2 separate regions of the Homo sapiens genome follow, and region 1 is linked to region 2. Evidence: chromatin contacts called from ENCODE Hi-C or POLR2A ChIA-PET data. All regions are on one chromosome and are shown on one strand. Each heading gives the region's core, a stretch centred on a gene start or an enhancer-like site at or near the end of the contact. The rest is flanking DNA. Distances are from core to core; before and after follow the strand shown. Region 1 holds the start of RIN1 (Ras and Rab interactor 1). Region 2 holds the start of ACTN3 (actinin alpha 3).

The links. Hi-C counts contacts between places; a loop is a spot of excess contacts on that map. ChIA-PET counts read pairs that join two places held with the same protein, here RNA polymerase II (POLR2A). Pooled maps may share reads with other maps.
Region 1: a pooled map shows a loop between it and region 2 (4-fold over the local background). The contact joins the promoter of RIN1 here to the promoter of ACTN3 in region 2. A Hi-C loop is called at or near these places in 1 of 37 single-sample maps with no recorded cell type and 6 of 50 pooled maps. POLR2A ChIA-PET finds 5 or more read pairs at or near these places in 2 of 52 experiments (IMR-90 and OCI-LY7).

The regions. Positions count from the first base shown.
Region 1 is chr11:66,334,106-66,337,683 of GRCh38, forward strand. RIN1 (Ras and Rab interactor 1) reads right to left here and starts at 2,329. Exons shown (of 10, transcript NM_004292.3): 1 at 2,212-2,329; 2 at 1,873-2,053; 3 at 1,657-1,771; 4 at 1,505-1,577; 5 at 1,302-1,393; 6 at 409-1,146; 7 at 1-119. The coding sequence starts at 2,297. It overlaps BRMS1 (BRMS1 transcriptional repressor and anoikis regulator), which reads right to left. Exons shown (of 10, transcript NM_015399.4): 10 at 3,234-3,578. RefSeq lists an enhancer at 2,809-3,578.
Region 2 is chr11:66,543,848-66,548,767 of GRCh38, forward strand. It overlaps ACTN3 (actinin alpha 3), which reads left to right and starts at 3,056. Exons shown (of 21, transcript NM_001104.4): 1 at 3,056-3,237. The coding sequence starts at 3,091. ZDHHC24 (zDHHC palmitoyltransferase 24) reads right to left here and starts at 2,201. Exons shown (of 3, transcript NM_207340.3): 1 at 1,876-2,201; 2 at 1-134. The coding sequence starts at 2,156. RefSeq lists enhancers at 1,366-1,475, 2,624-2,683, 2,754-2,803 and silencers at 1,954-2,193, 2,374-2,503.

The sequences.
Region 1 (3,578 bases), core at 1,079-3,578, 210 kb before region 2:
GCCCTCAGCTAGGCGGCCCAGGGAGCCGTCTGCGGCAAGCCGGCGCCGCAGGCGGGCTGCCAGGATGGGCCGGAGAGGCTTGAGCACAGAGCAATGCAATGACTTCTCCAGGACATGTTCTGCCGGAGGGACAGGGAGGGGTCAGGGGAAGACTGGGGGTATGGGGGGCAGAGGCAAGGGGAGAAGGGAGCAGGGGTAGAATCGGGGAGGAGAGGCAAGGAAAGCAGGAGGAGGTAGCCTGGGTGAGACGGAAGAGTTGGGGGAGAGAGGGGATGGAACTCTCTCGAACAGTGGTAAGACAAGATGGATTTGTAAAGCAGCAGAACAGAATCAGACAGGCTGGCGCTGTGGAGGGGAGCAGAGGGTCGGATGGGGCAGTGCTGGAGCTATGGAGAGACGGAGCCTCACCCAGCCTCTTAGGCGACAGCAGCTTCTCAGGGCCCAGCTCCGCACTCAGCATGGCCCGGGCCCGGCTCAGCGCCTGACGGATGCCCTGCAGCTCCTGGGGCTCGGGCCCAGCCCGCACCTGGGTCAGTAGGTCCTGCACCAGCTGGCCCGCGGCTGTGTGTCGGTCCTGCATCAGTGCTGCCGCAGCCCGGCCCACCTGCCGCTCCGGTGCCAGTAGGGAGCAGAAGGCGGCGCTCATGGACCGAAGCAGAGGTCGTCGGCGGCCCAGGTGGGGTGAGGTCGCTGGGCTCCCCCGGGACCCTGGCACCCCCTCCTCCTCGGAGCTGCTGGGGGAGCCGCAGTCCACCTCTTGGAGGGAGGGCATAGGCGGAAGGCTAGGGCCACTGCCTGCTGGCACGCGGTACCCCACTGAGCTCTCCCTCCGTAGCAGCTGGCAAGGGGGCAGCCGCTCTGTCTGGCTGGGGACTGCCCCTGGCAGCACGGGGACGGGGGGAGGTGGCACGGCAGGTGGAGACAGGGGGCTGGAGGTCTCTGTGGACACGCGCACTTTGAAGCTTCTCTTGAATTTCTCCCGCTTGGTGGGCCCTAGGTCCCCCGGGAACAGGGGGTTGAAGAAGCACAAGGCGGCTCCGGTGCCCTGGTCCAGCTCTTGAGGGGACCGGGCCTTCAGCTGGGGCAACACTGGGCCTCCAGCCGGGCCCCGCTGAGCCTTGATGTTGAGGGAGGAGCTCCAGAACTCTAGGGAACAAGAAACCGACTGGGGCCTCCGGGACTGGTTAGGGGAAGTTTCCCAACCAAGGCAAGGCAGGGGCTTCGGGCGGTGTGCTGCGAGCCTTGCCTTCCCCTCGGCCTCAGCTTGTTCATCTGTGCAATGGGTGGCAGGAAGCCCTTACCAATGCCCAGATGGGAGATGGCCTCCAGCTCTTTGTGAGTGGCTGCGTGGTGGATGGCTCTGGGGAGCTGCAGCGGGAGGAGAAGGATGTCCCTGAGGCCAGAGAGGGGAGCAGAAGGGAGTGAGGGCCGAAGAGGGCGGGAAGGATGGGCTGTCCCAAGGAGCAGGGCCCGTGGACACCAGGCACCCTGCGGGCAGACTCACCGGGTGTGGCAGTAGGCACAGATGAGCTGGACTAGGTCTGGGAACATGAGCTCCGAGCCCTCCAAGGAGACGCCTGAGAGAGGAGGGAAGTGAGGTGCTTCTCTGGGGAACCTCCCTGCTTCCAGCCCCTTCCCGCCAGGCCAGCCCCTCACCGCCAGGGCTCTCCAGGATGTAGTGGCTGGAGACGAAGGAGGGGCCACTGGCTTCAGGCAACCGCATGCACAGGGCCTGGCACTGGCGGGTGTTAGATTTCCGCACGAGGAACGTCTGCAAGTGGATAGGGCTCAGGCAGCTCAGGACCTTGGCGTCCCATCCCTCTCCCTCCCACCCCTGGCTGGCCAGTCCCTGGAGTGTGGGGCAAGACTCACCCCCGGGGGCTCGGTCCTCAGCATGTGCAGTGCGGCCGCTGCGTTGGCTTGCAGCTGCAGCCACACGGGCCGGGTGAGCAGCAGGCGCTCCCGCAGGCTCACAACGCGCCCCGGCCGCTGCGGCCCGCCTGCCTGCCCGCCGCTGGCATTGGGCACGTCATACAGTGGGTCCTGGGCTGGCCTGGGGGCAGGCACCCAGATCTGAGCAGGGAGCCAGGGGCTGGGACCCTTGCTCTCCTCTTCCCCACTCCCGGGTTTCCCACTTTCTCTATCCCCGGATAGGCCCTCCTCTCGCAGCCCCTCCCTGCCCCACCTGGCTGCCCTGCCAACTTCACTAACTTTTCTCTCGCCAGGTGCCCAGTAGTGAAGCTGGACGGGCTGGGGGCTCCAGGAGAGCCCGCGCCTGACTCTCCAGGGCTTTCCATGGCTGGGAGCTCCTTCGCTTCAGGAAGAGAATCCAGTCCCAAGGCAAGGCACGCACATCCCCAGTGAGTAACACTTCCTGAGGGCGGTCCGCCTGTCACACCCGCCAGTTAACTCTTGTGTGTCCACCCTGCCTGGCCAGTGCCCGCCTCCTCTGTTCTGGACCCTGCTTTGGGGGTCAGGGGTCCCCTCCATGCTAGCCCTGCTCTGAGGGCCCCAGCTGGGGGATGCCACCTCCACACACGGCCTCCTGCAGCCTCACCAGCTACTCACATTGCACACGTGGGCGGGAAGTGGTTAAGCGGCCTCAGTCCCCACAGGCCCCAGCCATGCTCTGGGGGCACCTTTGGCTCTGTGGTCAGTTGCTCATCTGCCCCTGGCCTCAGGTCAGCCTTGTGGGAGAGCACCCTCTACTGTCCATAGATGACTCATTCCTGAACCTGGGTTTTAGGATTTTAGGTTGCCATGGAGAAAATATGCCATGTCTCCATGGAAACCAACCTATTTGCTTAACTGAGGTTCTGGGGGTGGTTCTGACACTCAGTGCTAACCAGGGGGAGTCTGGCTGTGAGGTCGTCAGCACATGGCGGTGCTGCCGGCTGCCTCCCACGCACGCAGGCTCTGCCAGCCTGCCTTGCCAATCTGCCAGGCAACTGGGACAGGTGCAGACATGACCCAGGCTCCAAGCACACGCATCCACCCTCCCCGCCGAGGCACTCTCCCGGTGCCATATGTTGACTCTGCCCAGCGCCAGGCAGCCCAGCGCCCACCTCCCCCTCCCCAGCCTGGCCCCACGCACAGTGCTCTAGCCTCTGCTGGGTAGTGTGAGGAGTGGCAATCTGCAGGCACCCTAGAAGTCGGCCTGGTTCAGGTGCTCCCCACGGGAGCCCTGATTCTCTTGCAAGGTAAATCACACACACACACAGGGCACGCCAGAGTCCCAGGAAAGGTTTTAATTCCAGTCCTTGGAATCTGAGAAGCAGACACCAAGAACTGCCCTGAGAACACCTGGGGGGCCTGGCATCTTGCCTCCAGATCCAGCCAGGGTGGACAGACCCCCAGATAATCACGTCTGACTCAGAGTTCCCGCACAGTGGAAACTGGCTCCCTGGCCCTGAGGCCGGACAGCCTGCATCCAACATCAGCAAGAGGATGTGGCTTTGACTTCGGCTGTCTTCTCTGTCAGGGGAGCCCCAAGAGATGGATCTTCAGGAGTGGGAGGTGGCAGGCGGCTCAGGGATGGAGACAGCAGCCTTGCCTGGTCAGGTCAGCTCCACGGCCAC
Region 2 (4,920 bases), core at 1,806-4,305:
AGGGCCGGTAGTTGCCGAAGCCCACGCAGCGGCCCAGCAGGCGGCAGTGGTGGTCCCGACGCAGGATGCAGACGCGGCAGGCAGAGCAGTGTCCGCTGCGTGGCGGCACCTGGCTTTGGCATTGGTAGCAGTAACTGCAGGAAGGAACCACAGCGTCAGTTCCCCCAGCAGCTCAGATGCCCCATATTGTGCACAGGGCTGCCCCAGAGCCCATCCTGCGGAAGTGGCAACAGCCATTTGCCCTGGCTAAGCCTCAATTTCTTTACAAGTAAATGCAGGCTAAACAAGATGTCCCAGGCCCTTCTAGTTCTAGCACTACAGGTCTGAGGTCTCTTCCAGCCCTAACATCCCCAGTCCTGAGACCTCTCTCAAGCCACTGACATCCAGCAGCAAATCCCTCCCTTCCTCCACGGTCACCCCTTTGTCCAGGTCACTAGGAACTCTCTGGATTACTGCAATAGCCTCTTGACTGGTCTCCGATTCCACCTTTGCCCCACCTCGTACGGTCTCACCCCAGCAACCAAACTGACCCTCCTCTGCTTAAAACCCTCCTGTGGTTCTCCAATTTATTTCTAGTAAAAAGCAAAGCCTTCAGTGTCCTACAACATCCTTCTATCTGTGACATCTCTTCCCCTCTCTTACTGCACTCCAGCCACACTGGCCTTCTTGCTGTTCTGGGAACATACATGCTGGGTACACAACTGCCTCAGAGCCTTTGCACCACTTGTTACCTCTGCCTGGAACACCTTTCCCTCAGATTCCCACATGGCTAACCGCCCCCCACGCCCTCCAAGTTTTTTGCTCAAATGCCTCCTTCTCTATGAGGTCTACCTTGACCACACATTTATGTATATTATTTTAAAAATTAATTAAAAAAAATTTTTAGGGACAGAGTCTCGCTACATTACCCAGGCTGGAGTGTAGTGGTTGTTCACAGGTGTGATCATAGCACACTACAGCCTCAGTCTCAGCAAAAGCCTCTGCCTGGCATAAAATGTGTGTGTAGAGCCTGTACCTGGTGTAATTTTTTTTTCTAATTATAAATTGACAAATTCCAGTTGTATATACTTATGGGATACCAAGTGATGTTATGATTTATCAGTACAGCTTGGAATAAATCAAGCTAATTAGGATAGCCATTACCTCAAACACTCATATTTTTGTGATGAGAATTTACCACCTGTTTATTTATGTATTTATTTATTTGAGACGGAGGGAGTCTTGCTCTGTCACCCAGGCTGGAGTGCAGTGGCTCGATCTCGGCTCACTGCAACCTCCGCCTCCCAGGTTCAAACAATTCTCTTGCCTCAGCCTCCCCAGTAGCTGAGATTACAGGCACGTGCCGCCATGCCCGACTAATTTTTTTATATTTTTAGTAGAGACGGGGTTTCACCACGTTGGCTAGGCTGGTAAACTTCTGACCTTAAGTGATCCGCCGGCCTCGGCCTCCCAAAGTGCTGGGATTACAGATGTGAGCCAACGCACCCGGCCTAACCACCTATTTAATATTGAAACTTGCAACCCCTTTACCCTGCTCTACTTCTTGTTTCCAAACTACTATCACCTTCTAGCATTCTATATGATTTGCTTATTATTCCTCTAGTTTCTCATCTGCACCCCCCTCAAATCAGGAATTTGTTCTATTGTACCCTTCGTCCCTGTAACAAAACCTTGCACCTAGTAGGCTCCCAATAAGTATTTGCGAGTAAATAAATAACACTCAATTCTAGCTCTTCCATCCCAGGTTCTAAAAAAATGTCTGATTCTAACAACCTGGATCCTAATGTAACCCGGTTCTAACATCTCAGGTCTTGGGGCCCCTCCCCCCTGTCCAAGGCTCCCACTTCTCCCCGCCCGATCCCGCACCCCACTCACGCCCAGCCCTGGCCCAGACCGCGGCCGGCCAGCATCACGCCACGGATGCTGGGATCCGAGCGCAGGAAGAGCCCCACGTTGCCCAGCAGGTTGAGCAGCTGGAAGGCGGCCAGCGCCAGCTGCAAGGCCCGGGCCAGGGGTCCCAGCGGCGGCGGCCCGGGACCGAGCACCAGCACGTAAGCCAGCTCCAGGCCCACGGCCGCGGCCCACAGCGCGGTGAGCACGAGAGGCAGCTGCGCGGGCGCCCCGTCCGTGCTCCCAGCCGCCCAGGGCTGCCCCATGGCCTGGACACCCAGCTGTCGGAGCCGGAGGACTAGGCCGCTTCCGTATTGGGGCGGAGATAGCGGCAGACGGACGTCTGCTACGGCCAATAGAAGCTCGGAAGGGGGTGCGGCGAGCGCTCAGACTCTCAGGGAACGGCCGGCCCACGCGGCGAGTTGATCTGGCCAACGGACCAGCAGTGGAGGCGCTCGGAATCCCGCGGCGCTGGAGCCCGGATAACGCCGCGGAGTGATTGACCCGCCCACCCTGGAGGCTCCTCCCATCCCGTCGGAGCCCCGCCCGCTGGCGCGGGGGCCAGGAGTGCCCGGGGGATTGAGTTGCAGCCGGGGTGGTGTCGGGGTTTCCCGGCTCAGCACATTCTCCCCTACTCCCCACAGCCGCCCCGATATTAATAGCCCTGCCGCAGCCCATCCAGCTGGCTCAGAGCCGTTCCCCATGCCCGGGTGTCTCCATCACCCCAGAAAACATGCAAAACAGCTCGGCGCCTCTGTGTTCCTGACTGTGAAATGGGGATAGGGCTCTGTGTCCCACCAGCGAGGTGCTGGAAGAGGCTCACGAGGAGCTCCAGAGGGCAGCCTCTAGAGCGGCCCGCGGCCACTATTATTATCGGCCTTTCTATTGTGGAGAGGAGTAAACAGACTCAGAGAGGTCCCGTGGATTTCTCAAGGTCACACAGCGCCCCAGCAGCGGAGCAGGAATGCAAACCCAGGATCTCCGCCGCGAGATCCACCCCGGCGCCCCCGAGTCCCGCAGTTCCCGGCTTCAGGACAACCCCTTGCCAGGTCCAACCCGAGCTCCTTCACCCCCATCCGGCCCCTCCCTCCTCCCCCATATTTAGTGCGAATTCGATCTGGGGCTGGGCTGGGCCCTACTTAATGGGGCCCGGGTGTCCGAGAGCGTGCCGAGCGGAGCGAAGCCAGGAGCCCGATCGAGATGATGATGGTTATGCAGCCCGAGGGTCTGGGGGCCGGGGAGGGGCGCTTTGCGGGCGGCGGCGGGGGCGGCGAGTACATGGAACAGGAGGAGGACTGGGACCGCGACCTGCTGCTGGACCCGGCCTGGGAGAAGCAGCAGCGGAAAGTGAGTGCTCGCCCATTTCCTGACAGCAAAACCGAGGCCTGAGAGGCCGGGCTGTTTGTCCTGGGCATCTCAGCAGTGCAGGGGCAGAGCTTGTCTTTAACCTAGAGTGCTAATCCCCAGCCCAGGCTCTGCCCATCAGCTGCCTGCTGTCCCCAGGGCTGGAGGAGAGGGCTGGGAGCCCTCAAGAGGGGTTTAAAATGACAAGAGAGTTTCTGGGCTCCCCACCCCCACCAGGGTTCATTCCCCTGGGCCCACTGCCCCACTTCTGCTGCTGAAAACAGGCTGGGCAAACCCCAGGAGATCCAAGTTAGGGGGGGTTCAGAAAGAAGAATCTTCTTCTAGTTAAATATTCCCAGACCCCACCCTGAAGGCTTGCAGTCAGGCAACTAGTGGACTTGGGAGTGTGGGGGTAGTGAGAAGGGTCCTCTCAGACCCCACCCCACCTCGTCTCCAGGGTGGGGTCCATAGTCGCTGTATCTCATTTAACAATTGAAGAAACTGAAGCCCAGAAAGAGCACAGACAGGCCCCACATCACAGACTGTCAGACATCAGGACCCCCGCAACCTGAGGATCTTTACCCTTTTCCCTACCCCCATTCTTTCCCAAGATACCCCAGGCATGGGGCCCTGAGTCTGCTGAAAAGGCCATAGGTCGGGGAGGAGGGGAGACCTGGGTCCCCTTACGCTGTAACCTGACTCTCCAGCCAGATGGACACTTAGTGCTGAGGCAGCACCTCGGGGGCGCCAAAGAGGGGCACAGGGGCAGCTGCTACCCAGGCCCAGCCCGTTGGGCACTCAGGGCCCCTCCCTCCCTGAGCTATTTTCACTCCCAGACTTTCCCAAGTAGAGGGGGCAGGACACCTGGGTTCCCAAAGGGAAAATGATCCAGGCCAGAGGGAGAATACTTTGGAGAGTGGCAGGCCAGGGGTAACCAGGAGGGCACTATGAGGCCATTGGACCCTGCTCAGCGTGTGCCAACACTGTATGACTCCAGGAGAGGGCAGGGTACTGGGGTACTCAGTGGAATTTAAATGACCTGAGAGTCCCAGAATTTAGAATCAGAGTACTTCTGCTGGGTTAGATGACAGGAGATGACCCCAAGGGCCGAGAGGCTCCGCTGACTCGGCTGGGGTGCCCCGGGTGACAGGCCTCCCCTTAGGCTCCCCCTGCACCTGTCTCCAAGCACGGCTGCAGTCCCAGGTTTGGCAATTTCCCGGTGGTGTCATCCCTGTCCTTGGCTCCAGCTGCCACCTGTTCTGCAACATCTCCTATCCCTACCCCCACCCACCCGGGCCTCTCCGAGATCCAGGTCTGCGTGCCCCCCATATGACACGTGCCAGTCTGTAACTTGCCTTTGTCACCTAACAAATTATCAGGAACATCTGTTCATCCCAACTTGCAGTCACCATCTCATCATCTACTCATTCAATGGCTGGCACAGCATAGAGGATCTGAAAATCAATCAGCATCCCTTGTAGTTGGACATTTGGCTCATTTCTTTCTTGTCCAGCGTTGTTTATTGCAAGGTGGTAATAAACATCCTTGTGCTCAGCTTTAGCCCTGACCCCTCCCTGTTGCTCTATGCTCCCTTTCTCCCCAGTGACTCCTCCATCCAAGGGCTTCCTTCACACAGTCTTGGAGCAGCACGCTGCCTCCTCCCACCTGATGTCTTACCATGTGCCA